2 separate regions of the Mus musculus genome follow, and region 1 is linked to region 2. A link is a loop called in an ENCODE intact Hi-C map of the cell type or tissue named here. Cell type or tissue: gastrocnemius. All regions are shown on one strand. Links, peaks and the distances in the headings refer to the core of each region. The heading gives the core; the rest is flanking DNA.

Region 1 (9,253 bases), core at 411-8,410, 140 kb before region 2:
TGGACAAACCCATGACAGAAAAAATTAAAGTACAATAAAAAAATTAAAATACAATTTGGGTTTTTTGTCTCTAAGCTTAATAGCTCATGATGCTCCCTTGAATACATTGCAGCTATCCTGGAATTTCTAGATATAGCTTGGGGTGACTTTGGTTCTTTGCTTGGGGCTATAGTGAAGATAATAGATGGGCTGACATACATTGTCTTCAGTCAAGAGGGCTAGCAGCTCTAAACCAGATGGGCAAAAATAAACCAAAGAATATATCTGAATATGTGTGTGTGTGTGCATGTGCACGCGCATACACGTGTGAAAGGGTTTTTTAAGTGGCTTACAAGCTGTAGTCCAGCTAATCGAACAATGACTGTCTACTAACAGAAAGTCCAAGAATTCAGCGATAGTTTAGTCCATGAGGCTGGATGTCCCAGTGTACAGCAGAATGTGGAAGAAATAGGCTCTAATGCCAGTGAAGTGAGAACAAGGACAAACAAATAGCAAATCTTCTTTCTTCCTTGTCCTTTACATATGTTGCCATGGGCAGGTATGGCGCAGATTAGGGGGTATTCCTACCTTAAATGACTCAGGTTTAAATCGAGTCTTCCCACCTCAAATGATCCCATTAATAAGACCTCTCACAAGTGTGCTCAGTGACTTGGGTTTTCAGTTAATTCTAGATTAGTCAGGTTGACCCCCGAGAAAGGTCGTCACAGCCCATCCTGCTTGTAAGGTTAATCTCAGAGGTTTCCAGGGGAAGCGCTGGTGCTGGAGAGGCTAGCCTGGCTAGGGTAAGAGCAAAGGTCAGTGTTAATGTGGCCAACGTATTCCATTTTAACTCTTAAAAGTCAATCCAATGCCCCAGTACAGGGGAACGCCAGGGCCAAAAAGTGGGAGTGGGTGGGTAGGGGAGTGGGGGGGAGGGTATGGGGGACTTTTGGGATAGCATTGGAAATGTAAATGAGGAAAATACCTAATTAAAAAATATTAAAAAAAAAAAGTCAATCCAAAGTCACTTTATCAGAAGCCAATTGGGAATGTTGGTTATTCTAGATCACAGCATATGTGTCTTTGGTAGCAATTTGGCATTTTGCTTGCAAAGGCAAGTGTGTGTGTGTGTGTGTGTGTGTGTGTGTGTGTGTGTTAATCAGCTCTGTTCTGATATTGAATTCAAAGCTATCTCTAAGATTCCCTAAGTACCCCTGAGTAACAATGAAAATGTAGCAGAGACCAACAAAAGGTTGAGATTCTCACTTGCAGTTTTATCCTTGTCCTCCCATCCTTTGGAACTGCAGGAGAGAAAGGAGGTGGAGAAGTGAGTATGGGCAGGGATAGACATGGGCTGAGAGCTCCAGTCACCTGCTGAATGCAGAAGAGTCTCTCTCTAGGTTGCTAGGATGAGCAGGATGCTGGACTCACTGATCAGGCAGAAGCCACTTTTAAAGAGGCTTTGTGTTAGAGTCACTTGTTCAAAATGTTATCCACTCACCTGGTATAGAGTTTAGATTCTGGAGAAAGGACACCTGCTTTGAGTCATGTTAGGTGAACAGTTTCTTTCTTTCTTTTTAGTTCTTTGCTGGAACTGTTCTCTGAACTAATAATAGATGGTTCTTGCTTTTTCCACAATACATAATTTTCATGTGGGTACAATGACAACATCATGTCTGGTTCTACTTGCCAATATTCTCCATTAAGGCACTCTGTGATGGAAGGGGATGCATAGTGGTCATGTGGCTACTTGCATGTGTAGTTCTAATTTGTGTCATATCATTATAGGGAAATAATTGAACAAATTCTTATTCTAATTTGGAGATAGTGTTTTTAGTTGGTGGGTTTTTGTTTTTGTTTTTGTTTTGTTTTGTTGAGACAGGTTCTCACTATGTAGCCCTACTGACCTGAAACTTGCTATGTAGACCAGACTGGTTGGCCTCAAACTCACAGAAAACCTCCTGCTTCTGCCTCACCAGTGCAGGAATTAAAGGGTGGAGGTTGTGTGTAAGCATCTTAGCCTTCTGGAGTTGTCCTCTGAGATCACTTGAAGAAAATGACAACAAGGGAGCAAAGAAGAAAGCCTTCCACATGAAGATGCATGGGACAGGACATCTACAGCCCTGAGCACCAAACCATAAGGGTAGAACCACACTCCCTGGTAGATTTGTTACCTGCAGCTTCTCAAAGCCAGGGCGCAGACCTCCCAGGGTTAGCAGATGCCTGTGGCAAAAACTCATTCATTGAACAATGATACAGGAGGATCCTAAACAAGATATACATTAACACTAACAGCTTTTTACATTTCTTCACACAAAGCAACACACACACACATAGTCCACAATTCAGCAGGATCTCAACTCCCTCAAAGAAAAGATGGAATTCACAAATCCTCTAGAAGTTTCCCACAAACTCATTCCAATCTTTATCTGAGAGCGCTTAAATGCAGTGATAAGCTATGATTTATTTTGGGTCCACCCCAGGGAATCTAGGATACTCCTCTTTTCAGAGGAAAGGAGAAAAGGCAACCTCTGGGTTTTGTGTGCCAGTTGTTTGTTTTGTATCCAGGCAAACAAGATATGGCAGCTATCCACTAGACCCATGGACCTCTCAAAGAGTGCGAGCACACAGGGCCCACACACTGGTGATGGAAGGGTGGGTGCAGTGGTGGCCCCTGAATTCCACATGGCCACCAAGTCCTCAGAACATGAAATGAATGCTATGAACCACATCAGGCCCAAGGATCATGGGATCACCTGTTTGGGTGGGGTTTCATTTTGTTTTATGTTTTTTCTTTTTTAAATTTAGCCCACGTGGCAAGCTTATCTACTTTGTTCTATTTCCTTTATTTCTGCAAAAGTGGCATTAATAGCTTCTTAGCTTGTAAGTTAAACTCTTGAGAATCTAGAAATCGCAACAAAGAGAGATGTGGGCGGAAACATTTCCTTTCCAGGAACAAAGAATCTACCGTGTGGGAATGGGAATGCCGTCAGCAGTCATGCACTAATCTCCCTTCCTTCACTTCCCTGTGTTTGCCTAAGTTTTGACAACTTAGATTCCTACGTATCCTGTCTCCCACTGGCATCATCGTTCCTTGGGCTGAGAACGAGATTTCATTTTATGTAACCACTTACAGACTAGTATAATGAACATTAATTTGAAGTATGCAAAATGCTCCCATTTCTTTATAAAAAGATTGTGGGCCAGGTGTGGTGGCTTATGTATGTCTTTAATCCCAGCACTCAGGAGGCAGAGGCAGAGAGGCAGAGAGGCAGAGAGGCAGAGAGGCAGAGAGGCAGAGAGAGAGGCAGAGAGGCAGAGAGGCAGAGAGGCAGAGAGGCAGAGAGAGAGGCAGAGAGAGAGGCAGAGAGGCAGAGAGAGAGGCAGAGAGGCAGAGAGGCAGAGAGGCAGAGAGGCAGAGAGGCAGAGGGAGAGGCAAATAGATCTCTGAGTTTGGGTCCAGCCTGGTCTATAGCCAAGGCTACATAAAGAAATTCTACCTCAAAACCCCAAAAATATGAAAAATTAGATGATAGGATTTTAAATTACTTTTGAAATTCCCAGTGAGAGCCAGGTACAATGGAGCCTTGTGTGTAGTTCTAACAGACAACAGCTAAGATGAGGGAATCACTTGAGCCCAGGAGTTCAAGACCAACTGAGGCAATGTGTCAAAACCTTATGTCCCACCCCACAAAAAATTGTGGGTCAATAAAGCCTTCTAGTCTTCTGATTAGAGACAAGTATATGTCTATATGTCTCTAATGACGAGCATATATGTGCTCGTCAGGTAGCAGAGTGTGGAGAGGCTCTATTGTTCTTGGGGCAACTATGCTTCCCACCGTGGGCAAATATATGGCAGTAGCATGCCTCTAATATCGGTTAGCTGAGTCCCCTTCAGAGAGATTGTGATGATCCATTGTATCTTGATTGGGGAAAAGGATGCTCCAATCACCAGTAGTCATTATTCCTTGGCTTGTCTGTGAGAGAGTCTACAAAAGAGACTAGCACTTGAATTGGTAGGCTGAACAAAGAAGATACCCTCCAGTGTGCGAAGGCACCATCCAGTCTGTTGAGGGCCCCAAAAGAACCGAAGCTGTGCACAGGAGTGCTTGCTCTCTACTGGGCCCTTCCAGCCACTGCATTCTTAGTTTGGTCATGAACACTGGCTTTCTTGGTTCTTTTGTTTACAGATAGACCACAAGTCACAAGATTTCTCAGCATCTGCCGTCACATGAGCCAACCCCTGTCAATGAACTTCTTTATCTCACATATATGCTGTTAGTCACAGGAGCAGAAGCAGCTCTGCATTGAGCAGCCTGAGGAGTTCGTCTAGAGACCCACACTCAGGAGACTTCTCTGCACCCACAGAAAAGTATTTTGGGATGAGTCAGTATAGAGCAGAGTACAATTTAACAACACGAACGGGGAGACAGGCCCTTAGGAAAAGGTGCAGGCATGGGTTTGAGCTTATTAAGGATCGTCATATTGAAGTGGCGTACAGCAGCAGAATATACAATTTCAGTGTTTTTTTTAAATTGTTCACTTATTTTCATTTTATGTATGAGGGTTTCAGCTGCACATACCTACATGTACTGTGTGTATGTGTACCTGGTGCCCATGAAAGCCAGAAAAGGATTCAGGATCCCCTAGAACTGGAGTTACAGATAGAAATAGGAGTCTATATGATGCTGAGAAACAAGTCCTGGTCCTCTGCATAAGCAGCCAGCACTCTTAACTGCTGATCCATTGCTCCTGCCTCCAATTTTGACAGATCCTAAAATGCATCTTCTCTCTCCGTCTCTGTCTCTGTCTCTGTCTCTGTCTCTCTCTTTCTCACACACACACACACACACACACACACACACACACACACACACACACACACACACACACACACACTTTTGATTAACTGGCTCTTAGGGTAAGATGGACAAGATTATAGGCTAATAAGCTAAAACCATAGGCTGCAAGAGTCAAATGAATCCTTTCTATACCAACCGATAGGGAGTTAATACCTGTTGGTCTTCTTTTTATTACATCTGTTCACTCATATGTGTGCATGCCTGTGCAAGGAGTTCAGAGGACAGCATGTGGAGGTAGGTTCTCTCCTTCCATCACCTGCATTCCTGGGAGGGAATTCAAGTCCTCAGGCTTGATTACAAGTGCCTTTGTCCTCTGTGATGCTTCCCGAGGCCAACATCTGTATTTTGACTTCCAATAAAGTTTACAATTTTATTTAAGAGATTATACTGAGAAAACAATAAATCCTCAACCATGGTGCATTGCTATTGTACTTCCTGCAACTGAGTACTTCCCCCAAATTATCTTATTTTGGAAAGTGTTACCCCAAATAAATGATCTAACCACCTTGCTGACTTGACATCTCCTTCAATATCAATAGTCTTGAAAATGTTGGCAGTCTATCCCTGACAGATGATCTGTGGGATATGTTTTACTAAAAGGCAATAACCGTGGTCAATGAAGCCCTTTTGACACTTTTAGTAGGTGTTGGGAAAGGATCTACCTGTTTTGAGATAATTGCCAGAAACCGGGGCTAGCAAGACAAGGAGGCATTTTGTTCCTTATCTCTCACTGTGAATGAAACTGACTGGGATTACAGGCAGCACACTGGGTTCTGTGTATGCTGGTTCTCCCCCCATCCTGACCCCTGGAAGAAAAGAAGGACGGGAAATGAACCCAGAGTGGCAAGCAAGATGCTGCCTGTAAGAAGATGTCTCACCTTGAACACCTAAAGATATCCGACTAGAAGATGGTAGGATTTCTATCAACCAAGATTCTAAAACCTGCCTTTCTCTCCTAAGATATTTTAATGGAGCCTGTTTTCCTTTAGTCTTCTTAGGATCATATGGTAAGGAATGGGTTTGTGGCGTCCTTAACAGCATCACAAATCACCTATCTTCAGGCCTGATAATCAGGTGCTTACCTGAGTCACTAGTAATAGGTGTCAGATGACAGACAGGCCAACATGTATACAGAGCTCAGCATGTGCTAGCGTGCTTAGCTCATGCTAAGCTCATTGCAGATAATAACAGGTGCTTTGAGGCATGACATCCTGTCCAAGGTCACATGGTAGGTGTACAGTGTCCTGGGACTGTGAGTTCCCAGTACTCTAATCTGTGTGGACCCTGAGAGGAGAACAGAGGCACCACTGGAAGCCTGACCACATCTGGGCTTGTAGGCCCACAGGAATCAAAGTCACATAGAGGATGTAAAATCATTTACTTAGATGATCTTAGGGGTTTTTCCTCCTGCTTTCCTTTGCCCTTTAAAAATACTTAGGAAGGCCAAGCATGGAGGTGTACAGCTTAAATCACAGCGTTTGGTAGGCTGAGTCAGGAGGATCTCTACCAGTTCCAGGACAGCCAGATAACTTAGCCAATTGTCTCAAAACAAACAAAAGTGCTTGGGACTTCAGATTTTAAAAGAGAAAGTGCACTTGGTTGGCTGTTAAGATAAGAGGAGAGGCTGGAACATCAGCTGTGTTGGGAGAGTGCCTGTCCAACGTATACACAACTCCACATACAGTTAAGGCAAGGTAGAGCGTGCCTGTACCGCAAGCACTCAGGAGGCCCAGCAAGGATGATCACAAGTTCAAGGTGACTCTCAGCTAAACAGTGAGTTCAAGGCTCTACACAAGACTCTGTCTCAAAAAAATAAAAGAAAAAAGAAAAAACCAAAACAAACTAGGTTTGTTTGTTTGTTTGTGTGTCTTCACCTCAACATCTTCCTCTCCCAGATAATTCTTTTCTCTAGGGGAAAATTTTAGTGCCTGGGTTCATATTAAATAAGTATTATTATCTCAAAACTGTACATTGATAAGAACATTGTATTTAGGAAGGTTAGGAGGAAAAGCTCAAATTAATATCTGATTTTTAGTCGTCACTTCTTCAGTAGAAACTTTGTGTTTCTTCATATTTGCTAACACACTGTCCAGCACATAATGTCAGCCAAGGAATGCTTTATTCATTTAAACTAATCACACAATTAGTGTGTTTCTCCATGATTGGACAGTGTTTTTGGTTTGGGTTTTTGTTCTGTTTTTGTTTTTGTTTTTGTTTTTTTTTTTGTTTGTTTTTTGTTTGTTTTTTCCAAGACAGGGTTGCTCTGTGTAGCCCTAGCTGTCCTGGAACTCACTCTGTAGACCAGGTTGGTCTCAAACTCAGAAATCTGCCTGCCTCTGCCTCTGCCTCCCAAGTGCTGGGATTAAAGGTGTATACCACCACTGCCCAGCTTGGACCATGTTCTTATAAAGTTTACAAGGTGAGGAGGAATAAAGAGATGGTTCAGTGGTTACAACATGTGCTGTTCTTGCAGAAGATCTAAGTTTGACCCCAGCACCCACGTGGCAGCTGTAACAACCATCTGCAACTCTGGCTCCAGGCACTCAAAAGGACTCCTCTAACCTCCATGGGTACCAAGTATGCACACAGTACGCAGCCATACATGCAAGCAAAACACTCACACACAAAAAATAAATAAATCTTAAAAACAATAAACAAAAAACCTACAAAACACCCATTTGAGAAAATTAAGATAATTTGGCTTGTATAATAAAGGGATTTATTTGTTCTTTAAAGACAAAAGCAAACAAGCTTGTCCTAGACATCCTCTCCCAAGGGTTGGGTCAATGCTTCTCAGCTCCATGGCAACGAATCAGATCAATGATGGTTAGGTCAACAATTTAAGGTGTAGTGATTAATTTAGAAATGCAGGCACCCCAAGGTAAGGTCTTTTGGTGTGGTGCCTAGGTTTTTTTTTTTAAAACTAATAATGTGTCTTACAAAAAGAAAAGCGTTCAAAGAAAAATATTAAATATATAAGCTCACTGCTCTTGGTCTTTCAGTACCATGTCCTCCGGGGTAAAAAAATTCAGCAGGTGTCATTAGAAAAGCCAGAAGTTTACTTCAAATGGCTTCTTGTATCCCATCAGAAAATAATTTCCAACTAAGTTGTTAATATTTTGTCTCCTCCTCCTCGGCCTCCTGCTTTTCCTCCTCCTTCTGTTTCTGGGTTGGATCTCAGATTATTGATCGTGCTAGGCAAGTGTCCTACCTCTGAGCTACAGCCCCAGCCTTGTAAGTCTCTATTTTTATTTTATTTAGTTGTCCCTGGTCAGAGATTTATGGTAAGAAGTTGAACACTGTTCACAGATTCCAGCAACAACACAAACGAATCAAGGCAAATTACACACTACGCCAACAGGATGAGTGCAGTATAAAATAAATTAAATATCAACAAATAGAATGCAGCTTCACCAATCTGGCATCTCGGCTCATTATTGTGTATGCACTTTCGCTGTGAATCCCGTTTCGGAAATCTGAGCTCTTTCCTTCGTGGACTGAAGTCGTGAGACTTAAGCCAAATGTGTGTGTAGCAGGAGAGCTGTCTCGTTCTTTCCTCAAACAGGAAACCACCGGCAATTCTGTGTGAAGTCATGTTCTATTTTTAAAATAATTGGATTTGAGACATAACTATTAGTGTGACAGTTTCACAGGGCAAAAGAGATGAATAAGTAGGGCTGAAACTCAGGCTAATGGAGCAATACTCTTGACAATTGCACATACACTTGGGGTCTCCTCTACCCCTTCCTCTTTCACCCATCACACTGGCTTCTGCCCTTCTCCTAGAGGCTTCTGGTGCTTATTTGCTTCTAACAAAAGTCATATGTAATGGCCACCCTTTCACAAAGCGGGAGTGCTGCAGTATTCCTGGCTTCCATACACAGGTTTTCTCCTACACAGACTATACTATGGCTGACTAAATGTGTTAGCTTTTTTACTAAGCCTGCAATCTGCGTATCACACACAAACAGCCCAGGCACACAGAGGCTGGGCAGAGACGTTCATTCTCTCTGAACTAGGCTGGGTAAACGATTCAGCAGTTATGAGCTCTGAATACAGGTGGCTTCATGAGAAACGTCAGGGTAAGCTAGATCATCTACTTCTGTGCTTCCGTATTTACTTAATTATTAATTAATCTTTCTGAATAGGCCTTTCCCTGTTGCTTAGGCTGTATTTAAACCCTGGCTTAAGCAATCTTCCTGTCTGTGTTTCTGCAGTCTGTGGTGTGGTTGAGACTACAGGTACAACCCCAGCATACGCTTATGGGCCTTTCCAGTGTCTCATATTCACTGTTTAACATCTAGCTTTATTTTGGGTCAAGTGGAAATTCATGAGAAAAAAAAATCTTGTAAAAAATGTATTTGTAAATTAGGCACAATGGGACAGACATGTCTGTGATCCTAGCATGGGAG
Region 2 (9,253 bases), core at 875-8,874:
GGAAATTAACAAACAGACAAACAAAAAACAAAACAACCAAAACAAAACCAAAACAGAACAACAACAAAAAAGAAATGCAGTGCTGTTTCAAGTATGGGCATCGCTGAAGAACTTTGCAGATTGTAACTTGGACCCTGTAGTTACCCTTAGCTTATATCTAAGGATGTGGAGGCTCAAGCAGGATGGAGTGATATATTCAAGGGCAGGGAGTAATGAGCAGAGTCTGGTTAAGGACCGACTGCACACTCTGCCAGGGCTTATTCAGTCTGATTACCTACCCTGCCTGAAACATCATCCCAGATTGTCTGCAAAATTTGCATTTTGTTCTGAGTCCTACCACTGGTTTCAAGGTTTCTCAATGTTAAAGAAGGAAAAGAAGCCACCAGATCTTTTGAGGGAAGATTCCACTTTAGATGCTTTTCTGGAGGCCTGTGATGTAGAGAGTGGGAGATAAATACTCTTGCATCTTTGGATGTATTCCTAGCATCTTTGGATGCTTTCCTACCCCTGCATCAGAAGGATTGCCTGGATGGGACCACACATAGGTCCTGAGTTTGGGAATTTCCCTGAGCAAGACTGGTTCACTTAGACCACCACTTAGAAATCCAGACACCAATGTAAAAACCTCCATTGAGGCTGGTGAGATGGTTCAGTGGGTAAGAGCACTGACTTCTCTTCTGAAGGGCCTGAGTTCAAATCCCAGCAACCACATGGTGGCTCACAACCACTTGTAATAAGATCTGACACCGTCTTCTGTTGTGTCTGAAGACAAGCAGACTGGAGGGAGCAGAAGTCCTAAATTCAATTCCCAACAACCATATGAAGGCTCACAGCCATCTGTACAGCTAAAGTATACTCATATACATACATCAATAAATAAATCTTTAAAAAAATGCCCCTCTTTTAAGGCTACTAGACAAACTCTGGGCTACTTGGTAATAATCTCAGGTAAGGGCACTGTAGACACAGCAACAACAGAAGGGAGTTTATGAGCCCCAAATAACGCTGTGCTTTTAAAGCTGAATATAATTTTAGCCTCTCAAGGATCTTGCCATGTTGTCCTGTCATCTCTTGCTGCATGGTAGTGGAAATTTCTCCCTAGACTCCCATCCCTGGACGCCCTGCCCTGCCCTTCCTTGAGATTATTCTTTCCTCGGAGAAGACTCTGCATCTGCCCGTTCCTCCTGCCTGTGTGGACCCTGAGTCCCAGCAGCCATTGTCACACAAGCTCGGCTATACTTTATAGCCCTGGTTCCAGAGCAGCCCACACCTTGTTATGGCAGAGAATTTTGGGCTTCGTGGAGCAGGGCCATCTTCCTTCCTCCTCTGCTCCCTCTGCGGCATACTCTGCAGTGAATGGCTTCCCAAGATGAGACTCAGCACTCCAAGGACACTCTGCTCTCTGCTGACTTCTAAAGAATCTTGGTAATGGTCGCCTTCAGAGGAGGAGGGGTTTTTTAGGAAAATGATAGAATGAAGTTTTGAATAAGGTGAGGTCCGTCACGTAAAAAGGGCACCGGCACAGACATAGATTGTTAAGTGCACACTGCATCCTCTGGAGAGGTACAGCCGTCTCCAGAACTATGGATAAACGTTTGGCTGGTGCTTCAAAGGAGATTTCAGAGTTGTGACTGTGACGGAGTCGGTCCAGAAACCGACTCACCTGTTCTTACAATGGGATGCTTGGTTAGAAAAAAAAAATTGATTATTTTATAAGCCTCCAATTCTCCAAAATCCAGTGGTTCCCCCACCCCAGCCCCTGCCGTGAGTGCCCTCACCTTCTCTGTAAGTGGCGATCTGTGTGTGGTGAAGCTGTCTCCTTCATTGCAGCTCTCCTTCACAGATAGGTCTGAGAGAGCAGCCTGAGCAGTGGCTAGCGTTTCTGTCGTTCACAGGCTCTTTCTGAGATCCGCTTGGGAGAGACGAGGTTTGGGAATAAGTAATACTATTGGTACTTGCGACCTTGCAGATCGTGCAAGACGGGAGAAACAGATGTTGAATTATTTTTGTCTTTTGTCCTAGCAAAATGACAGCAATGACAATTTCTATATTTAAAATCTGCTTCCTTCAGAGAGTGCATGCATTTATTTGCTAAGAGGCAGCGAGGAGCTGTGTTTGTCCGCAGTGACCTGCTCTGCTGTGTCCCTTCCTTCAGACCCCTCTCTGCATGCCACCACTGGAGGGCCGTTGATCAAACCTCTGGGGTTAGATGACGGACTGTGAGAAACCTCAGGCATCCTATGGATGAGGTGTGGACACGGTTCTCTTGGGAGAGGTGGCAATTCAGTGGCCCCTTTAGCCCACCTGATCCCAGACAGGTCTTCCACAGGTAACCAGAGCCAGACCAGATTGGCAGTGTAGCCAGCTAAGTGTTTTAACTGCTGGATGGAAGTTGGCGTTTGGTTAATTGTTAAACAGTAAAGATTGACCGGGACTCACTGGAGTGAGTGTGTGCGTGTGTGTATCTGTGTGTACATAGCTGATTGACCTTTTCGGAGGTTGTGCTTATTCAGATGTTTAAATGTCAACTGAAAATATCATTGTTCATCAACCGGTGAGAACTTAGTGACAGAGAGCACAGTTGAATGCAGATAGATTTTCAATTCTGTTAATTTATTCTCATAACATTAAAATTCCAATTTACGAGCTGAGACATTAAACACTATAAAATGAAGGTATCGGATGTGAAGTTTGCTTTCTCCCTAAGAGGTTGGGGAAGCTGTTGGCTGCTGGTGTTTAAGACACTGTGCTGAAGGTAAGCACAGACTCTTACAAGCAGTGATTGATTTGAACACGTCATTTGTCCACGGGATGAATTTCTGGTAAAATGTACATTTTCTTCTGAAGAGAAATTCTAATCTTCAGAAGTGAAAACAACTTGCTTACACGATTTTCCCTACGTGAACAATGCACAGTTTGTAAACAAAACTTCCTGTGGCTTCCTTTAGTCACCTCACTTAGCGCTTGCATTTCCTTCAGCAAGCCTTGGAGAGGGAGACTTCCCTGAGTCTCATTGTCTCTGCCTCCTCTGGATGGACACCTGACTGGTCTCAGGTCCCTAACACCAAGTTCAAGTGGAATGGAACAAGGGTGAATTTTCGCAATCCTGAAGTCCAGTTTGTATTTCCCGCGTTAAGGAGGCAGTCATTACTGTAAGATTACTTTAAAAACACCGTGTTATTATTGTCTGAGTGGGTGCATGTTGGGGAGAGAACATGTGGACACCTTGTGGAGTGTGGGGTCTCCAGCCATCTCTAGGGAGGTCTTGGGAGTTGAACTCAGGTAGTCAGGCATGAATAGAGCACACAGTCACTCTGACCCATCTTGATAGCCCTGTATGCTTTCAATACCCCTGTTTAAAAAGAAAATGCATAGGTTGCTTTTTTTCTGTGGAAAATATCCAAGGAATTTTTAACCACAGAGCAACCTGAACATTGCTCTTCACCCACGTGTCATAAAAATCCGAGGTTTGAGATAAGCCTTGGGATACACCTGGGCCTCAGGGTAGGTGACTTCAGCTAGGTGTCCCGGTTACCACGCCTCCTCACCTTCCACGTGGACTTAATGAAATCACCACCCCAGAGGATTGCTTTTCTTTTGGGTGTTAATTAGTAACTTTGAAAAAACAGTATTTTGCTTTCACGTGGTTTAAATAGATATTTAAAATAGATACTTAAGCTATTTGTTAAAGACCTGGTGGTCTGGATTCCTAACTTTTAAGTGTGCTGTCCTGAAACCCCTCTGTGGTGTAGTGACCTCGGCTTTTGTTCTAACTGCTCTGGGCTGTATCAGCCCCTGCAGGTGGAGAGGCTGGTTAAAATCCCTTTTATCACCCAGCAGGGGTGCTGGGAATCAGATGGGGGGGTATTAAAGTGTCCCCCAGCAGAGGCACGACAAAAACCATTGTTCTCTTCATGATCCTCAAAGACCTGAATTTGTGACCAGATATATATATATATTTACTTTTTTGAGTCCCAAGAAAGGGCTGTTGATCCATTCTGCCACCTTGTGGCCATTTTGAGGATTGTCTGAGCCCATTAAGAGGCCTTTCCCAAAGCTCTCTGATGATACTGAAGGCCGGTTTCTCCTGTCTTCTCCCCACCCTTCTCAAGAGTGCTGGAGAAAGCACATGGTACCCCAGCAGAGACGACACCCTCTTCTTTCTCTGTACCCCCCCCCCTCCACACACACACTCCCACCGCCTGCTCACTGTTCACTTGGGAGAAGTGTGTTTTACAGACTTTATCAGGTTCCTCCCTGGTCATGGCGAGGAAAGGAAAAGGTGAAGAGATTGTTGGTGCTTTCCCTGAATGGGGAATGCGGTGTGGGGCGGGGCAGCTTGCAAGCCAGAGGCTTGACTGATGCCCCTAGAAGGTGCAAACACGCCCTGCCTGGGGTAGGTACCCTCACCCTTCCTAGCAATGGAGAAGTTTCTGGACTCTTCCTGTATGACTTCAGTGTGCTCTGTGGATCTCTCAGACATGATGTATGCAGTATTGCACTAGCTTCTGTGGGGTGTGTTTTGGGAAATAATGCTAGCAAGGGTGTTTAAAGAGCGGCTGCTGCTCTGTGAACTGAATGATGCAGGGCCATACAGTTTCTTAGTGGTGCCTTAAAACTGTGTTATTCCTAGTAGAGAGGTTTAGAAGAAACCATATACCACCCTGGATTTCAGTTATCATCTTCAGATGAAAAAGTATCCGAGAATGGTGGTAGACTGCATCTTCAGAGGAGAGTTTCAGCGTCTGCAGTGCAGCTTGAGACTTGCATTTTAAACATCTAAAAGACTAACATGTAAATGTGTGTGTGTGTGTGTGTGTGTGTGTAAGTCTGTGGGTTCAAGTATAGTTAATGGCTTTCGTGCAGGGTTCTAAGAAGGATATGTGCGTCTGTATGTGGATGCCAGAGCTGGGACCCCTGAATGCTCAGCAGCAGAAGGAAATTCCGTTTTTTATGTTATATGACACTCTTGGGTTGCCAGAGGGAAGCTTGCAGTATGCTGTTTAGCTTTGCCAGCCTTAAATATGTTCCTAGTTGGTCTATATTGGAGGAAAAATTAGGTGGCTGCCTTGAAAAAAAATCAAGAATTTCTTTCTTCTTTTCCTCTTTCCAACCAAGCCATTTGGAGCTATAGTGATTACAGATGATAAACTGTACATGGGTCACATTTCACTTTAAAGCTGATAATAAAAATCTGGATTTAAGGGTTAGTGAATTTAGCTCAGTGGTAGAGTACATACTCAGTTACAGGGACACCAAAATTATATAACAATAACAATGGTAGTTAAAAGCCTGAATTTAAAAAGCAGAAAACTCGAAGTCAGGTGTAGTGGTGCACACTTTAATACCAGGACACTCAGGAGGCAGAGGCAGGTGGATCCCTACGACTTCAAGGCCAGCCTGGTCTACAGAATGAGTTCTAGGACAGGTAGGACTACATAGTGAGATCCTGTCTCCAACAAAAACCAACAAAACAGAAAAAAAAAGCAAAAAACTGTTTGGGCCCTTTAATAAGCTTTGTAAATATTTCATTTGACCATTAGGGGTTATATAGATGCTTGCAGATGAAACGAATATGTTGTAAAAACTCTGAGTATGTAAATGTTTCTGGAGCACGTTAGCTCTGCTGGCAGAGGTGTAGTCGTTCTGATTTCCTAGATAAACTTACCTTTTTGGGGGGCATGGTATGTGCCCTGTGTTGCTACGAAATGCCCTGTGCATTTATTACTTTGTGACTTAGTCAGGGTTTCTATTCCTGCACAAACATCATGACCAAGAAGCAAGTTGGGGAGGAAAGGGTTTATTCAGTTTACATTTCCACACTGCTGTTTATCACCAAGGAAGTTAGGACTGGAACTCAAGCAGGTCAGGAAGCAGGAGCTGATGCAGAGGCCATGGAGGGATGTTCTTTTCTGGCTTGCTTCTCCTGGTTTGCTCAGCCTGCTCTCTTCTAGAACCAAGACTACCAGCCCAGAGATGGTCCCACCCACAAGCAGACCGCCCCCCTTGATCACTAATTGAGAAAATGCCTTACAGTTGGATCTCATGGAGGCATTTCCTCAACTGAAGCTCCTTTCTCTGTGATAACTCCGGCTGTGTCAAGTTGACACAAAACTAGCCAGTACACTTCACAAATATGTTCTCAGTCACATCCCAGGGTCACGTACAGTGGGGGAAGGAGAGGTGGGCCCCAAGGATGTGTTCTCTCTCCTTCCTCATTCTTAGTGTAGCTGTTGCATATGTTTTAGTGTGGAAATACTAGGGACCTTGTAAATAAAACTTGTAAACTGAATGGTCATCTTGGGAGACACAGGCACTTTGCTGCACCACCAAGCCCTGAAAATGTAGCCTTTGTACGCCTCATGAGTAACGTTGGAGACAGCCCTCTGAGTCCCTGCTTGTGAGCATTTGCTCAGAAGGATAAATGACATTTATGTCTGAAGAACTCCCAAAGGAGAGCATGTTGCCATCCGGGCAGTTCCTGGCTTGTGACCACTGTCTGAGCAAGTGTGTGTCCCTCTCTCCTCCTCCTTAAGGCCAAGTCCACAGACGTTTGTCACCTGACTCTAGACTGTCGCAGGTTTGCTCATTGTCACAGCGTCTTGGGCCTTCATTCTCTTGAGTTAGAGCTCACAGGCGCCAGCTTATGTCTAAAAATGTCAAGGCACACAAGTATATTATGTAAGGTATTTACATACACATATCAGACAAAACCTTTTAAAAGAAAAATCCTTTTGACTAGCAGTGTAGATTAAATAATTACCCTCTTTATTCTAATCCTCACTATCGTTTTTCTTATGTAACCCTGGAGATTAGGAATGTGCCGCCCCAGTCCCTGGTGGGGCAGGAGGTGGGGGAGGAGTTCTTTTCCTTAGTGTGCCACAGGTCATAAGAAAATGTGCTGTATACTGTTGTTGTAGTCCTGGTGCTAGCAAACAGAAGCCATTGTAAGCTAGCTTTAAGGGAATTGTATGTTTGCTGTGCTGTCCCTTTATGTTCAGAAAGAGTCTCAGAGGGGAGGAGTGAGTCCAGACCTCTGGGTGTGGAGCCATCTTTTTCCCTGTGGGGCTCCCCTGTGCTTGTAGCCATTGAAGAAAGTATTTAAGGACGCCTTTGTCTTTAAAAAAAGGACTTTATTTGTCATGGGAAAACTTCATCCCAATTGGCCTGTCAACCTCATTGTCTTCTTGGTTGCGGTTCTTTTATAAGGTTAATCTCCTTTGAAATGGCATCTATTTTTGTAAAACGGATGTCCTTCCTAGGGTAGAAGGAAAAACTTATTGTTCTAAAAAAATTTTTGCTTCCTGCTTACAGCAACACGTTCCTGTTTGTGCTCAGAGTCCAGAGAATTTTAGGGAAAGTAGCTTAAATTTTTAAAGGGTCTCGTGTCCATAGTAATGTTCCTGTGGATTCCGTCTTAGAAAGTATAGTTGGGGAGGGTGGGAATGTCTCAGCTGGCAGCACATCAGTTTCCTGAGAAAGCAGAAACTGGAGTGTTTTAGGTGATTTCGTGCCTGTGCATTTTGTTTTTTATGAAGTTTGCTGAAAACTTCATTTGCTGACTCTATAGAGAAAATGAACATCATAAGCCACAAATATCCTTTCAGAAGGCCGTGTGTACCTGGGATGGGGTTTTACTTTGGGATGTTGGCAGACACGCTCCTGTACAATTCTTGCCTCTCAGGAAAAAGGGTCCTACTTTTGCCTTCTGGTTATCTCAGTTACTGTCCTTAGTCACGGGTGAAAGGAGTGCTTGAGAAAACCTCAAATACAGACTGCTCCTTCTTTGTTTTGTATTCTGTAGCGTACCTGTAGCCATGTTCTATCTATTTATTTATTTATCCATCCATCTTTTCCTCCCTCCCTTCCTTCCTTCCTTCCTTCCTTCCTTCCTTCCTTCCTTCCTTTTCATTCTTTCTTTGGATTAAAGAGCAGAGGTTTTTCTGATGAACACCAAACTGTGTTCTTAAGGTTCAATGACACATTGCTTGTTAGCAGCTGGGGAGGCACTAATGTTCATATAGAAACTACTTACTAAGGTACCTAGTTCAAGCTGGACAACATCAGTTTTCAGGTAGGAGAACAATGTAGACTAGCTCTGTCATCTTACTATAAGCTCCTTGTGCATAGACCATTTAAACACATTTCTTTGGAGACAGCTTACTAAGAGTAATAGAAGAGCCGGGTAGTGGTGGTGCACACCTTTAATCCCAGCTCTTGGGAGGCAGAGGCAGGCGGATTTCTGTGTTTGAGGCCAGCTTGGTCTTCAGAGCAAGTTCTAGGACAGCCAGGGATACACAGAGAAATCCTGTCTGGAAAAACAACAACAAGAACAAGAACAACAACAGTTTGTCATCTATTTAAATCTATAAAATATAAGAAACAGCTGGTGAGATGACTGAGCAGTTAAGAGCAGTTAAGAACTTGTTGTTCTTGCAGAGGAAAAAGTTCATTACCCAGCATCCCCTGTGGCTCACAGACATTTGTAACTGGAGTTCCGGAGTACTCAATGCCTCTTGGCCTCCATGGATATTGCATGATGGTGGTATACATAAACACATGCAAGGAAAACACCCATACACATAAAATACAGCAGTCACACCTGAAACAAAACAAAACCAAAATGAAAAATACCAGAAACAAACAAACAAACAAACAACCCCTACCCCATCCATATGTCCATGGAACAGGATTTTATGGTCATGAATTGCTTGAGTGGTGTTTAATTTATGCAGTTCTGTAGGTTTAGAAGGAATTTCTGCTGTAAAAAGTCCTGCCAGGCATTAGTAGTGTGAAAACAGTCAGTGTGTAACTCCCTTCCTGGAGTCTGTGTGTTGTGAGCTGCAGGCTCAGTAACAACTGCCAACACATTCTCTTATGTGAGCGACTGTATTCCATTGCTCTCTATTTACAGATTATGGTCTTGAGGTAAATAAACACTGGTGGTAATCATTCATAGGTTACATATGCTCTATACTTATGTGTTATGCACTGATTAACCTTTTAAGTCCACATACATCATACAACATACATGGTACATATGACACACTTACACAGAAATATGAGCGTGAAACAACTGTGGTGTTGTGAAACTGGCAGATTAGTAAAGTGCCAGTTGGTCAGTGAACGAATGGACTCTTTTTTTTTTTTTTTTTTCCGATGGCTTGGTGGAGTTTATGTGAAGGAAAGGCATTTGCTGCCACAGACCTGAGCTCTGCTGGGGCTCTGCAGCTGCCTTCTCTTTGATTTTGCC

What was found. Hi-C counts contacts between places; a loop is a spot of excess contacts. Peaks named below come from ENCODE experiments on the same cell type or tissue, not always from the same donor. Only the 100,000 strongest peaks of a DNase experiment are listed, where the experiment ranks them.
Region 1: a loop joins it to region 2, with 2.3 times the contacts of the local background. A loop is called at or near these places in 6 of 42 quality-filtered maps.

The regions. Positions count from the first base shown.
Region 1 is chr3:79,360,009-79,369,261 of GRCm38, reverse strand. All of the region lies in intron 1 of Gm17359 (predicted gene, 17359), which reads right to left. Among named protein-coding and RNA genes, the nearest start is that of Gm17359, 19 kb to the right of the region's middle. In gastrocnemius, for the core only: no CTCF peak of the experiment used is centred there; no DNase peak of the experiment used is centred there; H3K4me3 peaks cover 297 bases; H3K27ac peaks cover 440 bases.
Region 2 is chr3:79,216,591-79,225,843 of GRCm38, reverse strand. The region is part of intron 1 of 4921511C10Rik (RIKEN cDNA 4921511C10 gene); the gene reads right to left. It also overlaps a transcript of Rapgef2 not described here. Among named protein-coding and RNA genes, the nearest start is that of 4921511C10Rik, 8.3 kb to the right of the region's middle. In gastrocnemius, for the core only: a CTCF peak has its summit at 4,009 (motif pointing left); a DNase peak (open chromatin) is centred at 4,006; H3K4me3 peaks cover 3,763 bases; H3K27ac peaks cover 8,000 bases.